Regions from separate parts of the Homo sapiens genome. Here region 2 is linked to region 1. The links are chromatin loops, found by intact Hi-C in ENCODE. Cell type or tissue: heart right ventricle. All regions are shown on one strand. Links, peaks and the distances in the headings refer to the core of each region. The heading gives the core; the rest is flanking DNA. Region 1 overlaps SLCO3A1 (solute carrier organic anion transporter family member 3A1). Region 2 overlaps SLCO3A1 (solute carrier organic anion transporter family member 3A1).

Region 1 (5,374 bases), core at 153-5,152:
ACCTACCCACCCATCCGTCTACCTACCCATCCATCCTCCCATCCATCCCTCCATCTGTCCTGCCACTCATCCCTCCATCTGTTCATCCATTCATCCATCCATCCAGCCAACCAGCCAGCCAGCCTTCCATCCATCTGTTCATCCATCCATCTGTCTATCCATCCATGCATCTATCCATCTATCCATCCTTCCATCCTCTTAATGGCATGTCCTCATGGTGTGGCATATTGAGAGAGAATGATTACTGTTCCTTAATAGCAGTTTAGTAGACGTTATTTTTCTTAGGTTGTCCTTTTTTTTTTTTTTTGCTTTTAAAAAATTTTTTTCTTGGGTTTTTTGTTTTGTGTTAGAAGAGTGGTATTTTCACTTGCAAGAGATTTTTAAATTCAAGAAGCCAAGAAGCACTTAAGGATACAGGCTCAAAGGTAAGCCAAGCCAATCCCTCCTAAATTTTAAGTTCTTATTTTAAGGCTGTGGATGATACTTCATAGGGTTCTTGAGAGAAATGTATGGGGGACACCATAGGCACAAAAGCTAATTGCAGCAACAGCGATGACACTAATGCTGCTGCTCTTGCTGCTGCTGCTGCTACCACTACTACTACTGCTGCTGCTGCTACTGTGGCTAGCAAACATATCAGTGGCATCCACTTGTTGTTTTGGAGAATGCTAGGCTCTGGGCCAGGCACTTTCCATTCTTGCTTTCTGATTTGTGACAACTCTACAAGGCAGGTATATCCTATTCCACATGTGAGCAAACTGAGGCTGGACATGAGGCTATGATCAATTCTTTTCCTTCCCCAACCATTCCCGTAGCTGTCTCTATGAGTTTAGTGTTAAACTGGGATGATCTGGGACTCTCTTCTCAGTCAGCAAAGGCAGAAGGAAGTGTTTTGAATTCTCCCGGCCGTGAGTGGCTGCCATCTACCTTGCTGATGCCGCGTGATGCATGGCAGTAAGAGTTAATGTTTCCCAAGGGTCCTTTAGCAGTGGAGATGCTGGAAGAGTGGTACACGGGTTTCTAAGTTACTTAACAGATTTTATGAACTGCTAATTACCTTGTAAAGACATTTTATTGAGCTAGAGTGATCTGCTGTTGGCACTGATTGTTTACATATCTCAGTCCTTTGGCCTGTTTCTTTTGCCCCAGGTCAGCGCATCCCTGAGAGCTCTGCTCTGTGTGCAGCAGGGAGGCTTTGGTGCAGTTCTTTACCCTGCACGTGTCCAAGCCCGTGTCCATGCCCTTGTCCACCACCAGTCACCAAGTGTAGGGATGGGTCTCTGTTTCTCCATCCGGTAACTCCTTAACTGTCGTTAGGAAAGGCAAGCAGAGGAACTGCAGTCTTGGGTGTGACCTCCCAATTTGACTACTAGATTTGGCAAGAAACAAGAGCCTTGGCTTTCCTATCTGCAAAGTGAAGGAAAGAATGGAGAAGGCAGGTGTGTGTTCCTTGTCTAATGGACTGTTCCTCCACAGCCTATAAGAAGTTTCTCACTAAGGAGACAGAAGTGACGAGAGCAGGTGGTGGTATGTTTAACAAATACCTGAGAGCAAGTAGAACTCATCAGCTTCTGTTTTATTTTTATTTTTCCTACTGAGTAGAATGCCTTAAAATGGAAAGTGTGGGACAAACAGGTTTACAAAGCAGCTAGAGTCCACAGTAATTAAAAAGAAAAAAAATAGTCTAGGGGTCCCTAAGGGTTCTATGATTTCTGCTTTCCGTTTTCTTCAGAGAATTTGATGTGAGTTCATAGGTCTGTAACCAGTTATTTATTTTAAAAAGCTATGCAGGACAAGGAAAGAGACATGTACAAAGGAGGTGGCCATGACCGTCATGGTTTTCATTACACTGGTAAAGATGGATTCTGAAAACAATGGACAATTCATGAGAGAGTGTAACAACATTCCCACCAAATGTCTAGCATAGATTATGGCCGGGCACAGTGGCTCACACCTGTAATCCCAGCATTTTCGGAGGCCAAGGCAGGTGGATCACTTGAGGTCAGGAGTTCAAGACCAGCCTGGCCAACATGGTGAAACCCCATCTCTACTAAAAATACAATAAACTAGCTTGGTGTGGTGGTGCACGCCTGTAATCCCAGCTACTTGGGAGGCTGAGACAGGAGAATCACTTGAACCCAGGAGGTGGAGGTTGCAGTGAGCCAAGATCGTGCCATTGCACTTCAGCCTGGGTGACAGAGTGAGACTTTGTCTCCAAAAAAAAAAAAAAAGGGGGGGTACATTATTAAACAGATGGTGAGCTTTGATAGAAGATCTCTGGGAGTTGTCATGAGCTCTCTAAAAAGAAGCAAAGCCAAATAATGCATTACATTTTTGATAGGGTCGGTATTGTGACAATAAATGCTAAATACGTGATTTCCTGGAGATGTAGAACAAACGTTCTTTTAATATCCTTGTGAACTTTCTAAACAACACCACATTGCTTTATTTGTTGAGAGATAAACTTTGTGTAAGACACAGGCTAATGCCTTTACATACGTTGTCCCACATAAATCTCAAATTCACCATTTGACGAAGGTACCGTCATCGTTTTTTTCGATATTGTGGATGAGCAAATAGGCTCAGAGATTTAGCAACTTGCCCAAGGTCACACAGCCAGCAGCAGCAAAGAGGAGTCTCATCCTGGTTTCTCTGTCGTCTTCACCCGTGCTTTGGCCACAGCACCGCAGTGCTCTCTAAGGACTTCTGTAAGCTGCACAGTTTGCTCCCGACGCATGCATTAAAGGATTGACATTGGTCTGGAAAGACCCCTGGTGTGGAGTGCCACAAGACTGTGCCTTTTGCTTTGTGCCGTTCAACATTTTTATCCATGTCCCTAACGAAAACACAAAGACACACTTACCACATAAACGAAGCAGTTTGCACAGGCTGGAGGAATAGATCATGAAAACAGGACCGCGTAAAATAATCTGTCACACCCGTGGACAGAAACCTCGACTGCCATTGCAAAGTGCACAAGTCTGCAGCTTGGTTTTTAGTTTATTTTAGTTTTCAGGTAAGGCACGAATGTGCAAGAGGAAGCTTAGGAGCAGAGTTTGAGACAAGGATGTGGGCAGTTAAGAGCCTGCACTGACTCCTCTGATCACAGCGTTCGGCTCAATCTGCACAAACCATGTTGAGAATCTTCCCTAGAATTTCTGCCGAGACTTAGCAGTGGGCACAAAACCCATCACTCTGCTTATGTGCTGCTGTTTATACTGGGTGCCTCTGAGCACCATGTGGGAAACAAAGACCAGAGTCTCTTGTGGAGGAAGAGAGGGCAGCACACAGTGGGGGAGGCTGGTCGGTCGTATGTCAGGTGATGATGGTACCAGAATGGCTGGGGGCCTCCTGGGAATTTCCACAAGTCCGTTGAAGTCCCCAGCCAGGGGATGGTTGAGTCCAAATCCGAGGCCTCCAGGTTCCCATTAGCATCCTCGGGAAGCCACAGCACCAAAATCTGCCCCCCACCCTGGCCTTTGCTGACCCCAGGAATAGCTCCGGCTCCTGCCCCTCAACATTTGCAGGATGTTCGCCACCATGCTTCACTCAGCAAAAGTATTTTTTCTACAGATGTTTATTGAACGCCGACAGCACTAGACAGCCAGTGTTCTAGGCCCTGGGGATACATTTTTAATGAAATACAGAGAGAAAAGATGAGGAGAGAAAAGACACAAATTCCAGCCCTCAGATCTGAGAGACAGTCTAACCCAGAGCCCAGCCAATCCAATCAGGATTTGGGACCTAATGCAATATTCAGACAGCCCAAATATAATCGTTTTAAGCTAGAATGATCAGGACTTGGGTTTAAAAAGCAAAGTAGATTTTGTTCCACAATAAAATCACTGCTTCTGATTTTTGTGGAGAAGATGCTGCAATTAGGGGTTTTTCCATTAGATCCGAAGCCAAGTGGAGAATGCCAGAAGTTTGGCATTCCCAAGAATTTTTGTAGGATCTGGAAATGAGAGTGTTTTGCTTTTTGCTGGCGTATCAGTTAGGAGATCTTGACGTTCTTGTTTCAGCTGCAGGCACAAGTGTGTGTGTGTGTGTGTGTGTGTGTGTGTGTGTGTACGTACATGAGAAAACCCCTGACCCATGGTCAAACAACCCCCAAAACTGCCAGTTGATTAGAAAAATGTCCTGTTTCCTTCAGGCCCCAGAGGACATACATTTAAGTAAATACTTTAATTAAATTACATCCTGTTGCCAAGTAATTTCTTAAAAGAGAGGCGGTAAATGGAATCTCTTCTGGGAAAGTTTGCTATAATTACTGGATGGCTTTCTTGGGGAGGAAAATGTTTATTTAAAAACTCCGCAGCCTCTTATACTTCTATGCCAGGTCTCTGACCCTGGGGGAAAAAAAGGAAACTTGTTCACTTCCTGAGGTTGCCAAATTTAGGATTTGTCCCTGGCGATGGGAACAGCTATCAGGGATTGTTTTGCCTTCCCAGCCAGGCTCCTGCCCTGGAGTGGGCATGAGCGGCAGGACCCCTTTGCTCTGGGGATTAAAGATGTTTGCACTGGACCCAACCAGAGACTATTCCCAGGCTTGGTAGGTGTCCATATATAAACTCTCCGTTCCGCATCTTTTACCTACTTAAACGTAGTCAGTGCCTGGGCAAAGACTCATGTGAACATTTGTTTTTGAAAAATGTTTGTTTTCTCATAAAGAAATACATATTCTCTGTAGAAAATTTGGAAACACAATAAAGGCTAAGCAGGAAAATAAGAATCATTTTCCTACAACCCAGGGAAAAAGTACATTTTTGACTGTTTTTTTTCCCCTCCTTGTATTTTTTTTTTCCCAAACACATATATGTAGTCGCGCTGACACTGTGTAAATGAATTATTTCATAAGATTTTGTCAAAAGGAAAGGTGAATGGCCTCTGGCCCCAGGATCTGGGCTCCCAGTGCAGCTGAGGCCTGCTCACTTGGCTTCATACATTTTTAATAGAACTCTTCCGTCTCACGTTATGAGAGATAAAAGATCTATGATTCAATCAGGCACCTTCTTGGCTCAGGTGAAGAGTCTGTGAACCAAAAGGCCACAGGTCAATTACCTCGGAGCTGCTAAGAATTGCAGCCTGCCGGCTCAGTCTGGCTTCAACCGTTGCATTATTACTCTAATAAAATGTCCTCGGCTACATTTTCGTAACAGTTGGTGATAGGAGTCCCAAAGGGGATTGGGCATTTATCTTGAACACGGGCTCTGCCCACGTTCCTACCATAGCATAGCAAAGTTTGGCTTAAAATTGAATGCGATCCTCCTGTTGATTCTTTCTGTGTGTTTTATCCCACAAAATGCCCCAAAGGGTTAGTTGGTTTTCAAAAGCTACGTGTTAGACACAGTTTGGTCTTTTTTTACCCTCCTTT
Region 2 (5,374 bases), core at 294-5,293, 59 kb before region 1:
ATGTACTCCTGGAGGGATCAGGAAGGAGTAAGCCCTTAGTCGATTGAGCCAGTCCAGCCCTGAGGACATTGATTCCAGCTCCTTGCTTTCATTGAAGGGAGGAGAGAAACTCAAATAGGAGCCCTCAAGGAGATTGTGTGAAGCTTTCTGAATTCGGTGTCATTTTCATGCAATTTTGTTAAGAACTGGTGTATTTCATCCCCTCCTGGTTCATTCCGTGAGTCATCCAGAAGGCATCAGAGCCTCGTCATTTTGGCAGCCGCAGGGCATTTGTGCCCAGCGAATTATGGGCAGCTCTGATCTGAAGTAACAAGGTTGAGTCGAGATAGGTTGAGAAATGACCCAGACAGAAACAGGGGCCTCGGCTGGCAGCCCCAGCCACACCATAACTGCACCCGTAGCTCAGATGAGGTCAGGACATTTTTGCTTTGTGACAGATTTGGGACGCAGAGAAAAGAGTTCAGGCTTTGTACTGACCGAGGCCAGCACTGACACCAGTGCAGACAAAGAGGTTTGTAGCCAGGGGAGTGGAGGGACGGACAGCTCAGATTTTAGCTGACGATGATTCTCATGGCCTGTGTACAAGTTCCCACTAATGTATCATCAGTACCAGCATCTCTGAGGAAGATGTTTTTCCCACTGTGCACAATGCAACATCACTGTCCCCAGGGTACATGGGACAGAAAAATCCCTGTTAGAACTGGGCACAAAACTGCGCTTCTGAACATTTCAGGATATGATCCTTTCAGGATACTGTGTCTAGCACCCAAATTTTGAGGACTCAAGTTTTCATTAAAGCAACAGGCAGTGATGATGATGTGCTTTCCAAATGCAAATTGTAGGAACATTTAATTAAATGGGACCCTTAGGAGCAGTAACCATTCTCAGATCCCAGTTAACCTGGTGTATTAGAATGTCTCAGCAGTGGAAGGAATTCATGCCTGGGCTTTGGTGATGCTTCTCAAACAGAGCATCTGGCACTGTTCGTGGAAAAAGGTGATTTCAACTTGAAGCAGAAAGATAAGGTGGCGCTTTGTAGAATGTAAAAAAGTCTAACCCTAGCTTCTGCAGAGAGCTGGGCTGCTGCACCAATTATGTTGTGTGGCATTTTACTTCCAAAGGGCAGCTTTGGTCATGGAGGAGAAGACAAAAGCGTGGTGCAGTTTTTTGGGGATTTTTTTTTTTGACAGCAAGAGAGATGAGATACAATTTGTATTTTTGAACTCTGCTTTCAGATAACTTTATAAAGGGCTTTAAAACTGTCTTTGTAAATGATCCAGAAGAGTTAGGCTCTAAAGAAGTTTTGAAATACCTCATTCTATTTGTGCTGCTTTTTATCCTTTCTAAAAAAACAAAAAGATTATTAGATGGTAGGAAACTATGTCTAAATAAACCCAGTGAGTTGTTACATTTTTATTCATTTAAAATATTAAAATGACAATAAGAGAGGTTTTTAGTTATCAGAGCATGTTGCAGAGGTATAAGAGGAAGCAGAGAGTACTGTTTTCTAGATTAACTGCTCTACACAGAAATGAACAGCAGTATAGATTAACCCATAAGAGTCCAAATAACTCCCCCTGCTTGAAGCTTTATATGGTGATCTGTGGTAGAATGTCCCTCCTCTGGTTATGCTTTTCTTTGGCTAATAGTATCATTTGTCTCCCCACCTCTCCTGTAGGACTGAGGTGCCGTTGTGGGGACATAACGCAGAAGCGTTGCCACAGGATAAAGACAGCACTCGACATATAATAAAAATCAATATGGATAAGACACCTATTACACAGATAATCCCATATGAAATAAATTAAACCCGTTTTACAGATGGATTAATTGTTTTGTCCTTGTTCTGTTGACTTCCAGACCTTGTTATCTCTCCTGTTTTCCTGGATCATATTGTCTCTCAAATATCAATAGCACAGTTTTTGGCTGTGTTGTTTTCAAACAGCCTACTTTTGGGGAACCACGAGGACGTAGTGGCAGGACTAAAGGTCAAGGTCACTTCAGTGTTCTCCCAAATCCCGCTGGCATAGGCTCTTTCCTTGTCTGCTTTGTCTGCAGGATTCAGCACCAAGAGCTCTCAAGAGCAAATCCACAGGCAGCTAAATCAAGAAGGTGGCTCTCTTCCCTCCTCTTTGCTCCCCTCTTCCTGCAGAGATGCAAGATGGCTTTGAAATGTCCCTATCTTCCTTCCCTTCTGATTGCCTTACTTGTTCAGATGCTTCCATCCTGAACATTTTCTAGAGTCCCCTGCCTAGTCGCCCTGGAAAGTACCCAGGGAAGCCACTTACGGCCTATCCATCAAAGCACAGTGCGTGTCTCCTTTCTCAGACAGAGGACGTAATCATCCATGCCCACAGAGGAGAGCGTGTGCCCTGAGTTTCAGTGCCGGATCAGAGACTGGAAAAGTCTGTATGCCCCCTCCCTACCTTACAGTCTTTTACTTCTCCACCTGGGGAAAACAGCAGATGGAGGAGAGGAAAGAGAAGTTTAGCTGGCATCATTAAAATGACTTTCTAGTCTCCTGCGAGCTTTCTCTCAAGTAGATTCTGCTGAGTTCTGCTTGGACTGGTAAGCACAGAGAGTGAGTCATAGAGTGGCCCTCTAGAATCCTCCAGCCTGTGCTTATTATGCAGCATGGAGGTGTCCTGGCTAGAACAGGGCCTCTAATTTATCATGTCTTCTCACTAGGTGAGGTGAATAGGGCTCCACAAACCACCGTGGGGACCAGTGGCATCAAATTCTGGTGCTAACAAAGGAAGTTCCATCACAGACAAGGAGTGAGAAGAAGCCAGGGTAGAAACAAGCGACCCCTGCTTCCATGTGAAGCTTCATTCCCCAACCCATTCTTCAGACAGAGAAAGGGTGCACACGCAGACCCGCAAGCACAGCCTTCGCACGTGTGCTCACACAGCCGCAGTATTTACGGCACTCACGACGTGTCCAGCTTCTTTGTGCGCTCACAGCAGGCACTGCACTGTCCGTGGTTACCCTTAGGGTGGCGCTGTTTATTGGCGCCTTTTTGCTTGGCACATTCTGGTTCCTCTGCATGGAGTCTCCTTTCTCTTTCCCCTACCCAGGGGATCTGGCAAACTCGTGTTGCTCCATGTAGAGTCAGCTCAGAGGTCCCTTCCTCTCAGAAGCCATCTCTGCCTCCACCTACCTCCAACACAAGAGTTTGCTAACAGGTCCACACTGTGTTTAGCACTGTCACCTTGCATCATTTTTTGGTGTGATTGTATCTGTTGCACATACACCTGTGTCCCCGCTACACACTTTGAGAGGTAAAGCTCATCTTTTCGTTGTATACAGCACATGTACAGAAATATGTGCCTGGCACATAAAGGCAATTAGTAGATATTTGTCGAATGAATGAGTGAATAAATCATTTTTTGGGGTAGAAGTGGTGTAGAATATCTGACTACTACATGTGGATACTAAGAACTAATTGTTGTTGTGGAGTAAAATTTCTTGTGTTTGTCTGTATATATATAATTTTTTTTTTTTTGAGATGAATTCTCACTCTGTTGCCCAGGCTGGATTGCAGTGGCACAATCTTGGCTCACTGCAACCTCCACCTCCTAGGTTCAAGTGATTCTCCTGCCTCAGTCTCCCAAATAGCTTGGGTTACAGGTACGTGCCACCATGCCTGGCTAATTTTTGTATTTTTAGTAAAGTAGGGGGTTTCTCCATGTTGGCCAGGCTGGTCTCAAACTCCTCACCTCAGGTGGTCCACCCACCTTGGCCTCCCAAAGTGCTGGGATTACAGACATGAGCCACAGTGCCTGGCCTCTTGTTACAATTATTGTTGTCTTTCTATCAAAAACATTACCAAAATCTCCTTTTACTTCATAACACTCATAAGACTCCATCTATAGAATTCCTTTTCTGGTAGAAGTGCTCCCTTGTTGGGCCTGGCATCTTATGGGCTCACCCTTATATTCTCCCAAGAGAAGTCCCCATTTTTCAGTGGAAGAGATCTAGCTATGTCTATGGTTTCCTGGTGGCGGGGGCTGGTCCACAGACCTAGAATGAGTTGCTGGGGAATTGGGTAGGGTGAGCCCTTTGCATTGCTGGGTAGAAGAAAATTTGACCTGGGCGCAGTCATCAGTTTGGACTCTAACTTCCTAGCTAGTTCTGTGTGTGTCAAAATCCTCCAGCATAACATTTGCCATGATGAGCAAGGAAGTGTAGTGTTTTTTCCCCTCAGCGAAATGTTAAAAGGCAAAAAGGCTATTTCTGCTCACCCAGAAAAACATTTTGGCTCTAGCAGAAAACAAAACAAAAAAAACTTACAGCCTTAAAACTAAAAAGAGGCATTGAAATACAGTACCTTCTCCCCACGCTGTTCAAAACACTTCGTGAGCAAGCACATGTAGCACATGTAGGAGAGAGGCCGAGTATGTTCTGAACTAATATTTTAGTGTATTATTTAAAATCTGGCCAGAGCACAGCATATTTGCATGCCTGTCTTTGGGCTCTGTTTCTAAAACAAGGAGAGTGGTGATGAAATCCGCAGCTGGTGTGCTGGCCCCAAGCCTGGGCAGTTTGGGCTCCATCACACCCTGGAGCAGCCAGCAAAGTTGCTGGAGCCGCTGATGGGAGGTGCCTTTGGGGTGGGCAGAGTTGTGGAGTCCTCTCCTTTCTCTGTAGTCAACACACGAGAGTCAACATGGAACTTGAGGTCTGTGAGCGTTTGCTGAGCCTGTGACCAGGAGGTGCTCCTGGAGAATGAAAGCGGGTAGGTAGGAGACAAGTGGTATCCAGCTCCCAGGGACTCACAAGGAGCCCTAATGAAACAACATGGTTCTTTCTTAAGTGGACCCATTTCTCCCATTACTCCTTCAAACCTCTGGGTTTCCCCTGACCAAAAAACAGGCATCCAGGGTGTATCCTGCCACTGTGCAGTGCCCTGCTTTGGTTAGACAGTGCCCATGTGAACATGAAGTTTTCCTTCTGACAGGCGGCAGTCTTCTCAGGCTAGAAGAGTAGACAGAGCTTCCACCTGTGTACAAGGGGCGTCTGCCGTCCTCATGCTACTAATGCCCAACCAGATGAAGGGTGTGTGTGTTTGTGTGTGTGTGTGTGCATGTGTGCAAATCCTTAAATAGGTATAGGCATATGTAGTCAGTCTTCATTATTTGTGGTTTCTGTATTTGGGAATTTGCCTATTTGCTAAAATGTATTTGTAGCCCCCAAATCAATACTCACGGCACCTTTGAAGACATGTGCAGGGTGGGGAAACATTTGAGTTGCCTGAAGTGCCTGTTCCCAGCTGAGGTCAAACAAGGTGACCTTGGCCGGGCGCGGTGGCTCACACCTGTAATCTTAGCACTTCGGGAGGCCGAGGCGGGCGGATCATGGGATCAGGAGATCG

Evidence for each region. Peaks named below come from ENCODE experiments on the same cell type or tissue, not always from the same donor. Only the 100,000 strongest peaks of a DNase experiment are listed, where the experiment ranks them.
Region 2: it touches region 1 in a loop (1.9-fold over the local background); 7 of 110 quality-filtered maps call a loop at or near these places.

What each region holds. Positions count from the first base shown.
Region 1 is chr15:92,024,875-92,030,248 of GRCh38, forward strand. All of the region lies in intron 2 of SLCO3A1 (solute carrier organic anion transporter family member 3A1), which reads left to right. Among named protein-coding and RNA genes, the nearest start is that of SLCO3A1, 170 kb to the left of the region's middle. In heart right ventricle, for the core only: no CTCF peak of the experiment used is centred there; no DNase peak of the experiment used is centred there; H3K4me3 peaks cover 380 bases; H3K27ac peaks cover 2,744 bases.
Region 2 is chr15:91,965,819-91,971,192 of GRCh38, forward strand. All of the region lies in intron 2 of SLCO3A1 (solute carrier organic anion transporter family member 3A1), which reads left to right. LOC124903557 (a long non-coding RNA gene) reads left to right here. Exons shown (of 2, transcript XR_007064764.1): 1 at 1-996; 2 at 1,679-1,826. Among named protein-coding and RNA genes, the nearest start is that of SLCO3A1, 110 kb to the left of the region's middle. In heart right ventricle, for the core only: a CTCF peak has its summit at 3,005; a DNase peak (open chromatin) is centred at 4,543; H3K27ac peaks cover 4,906 bases.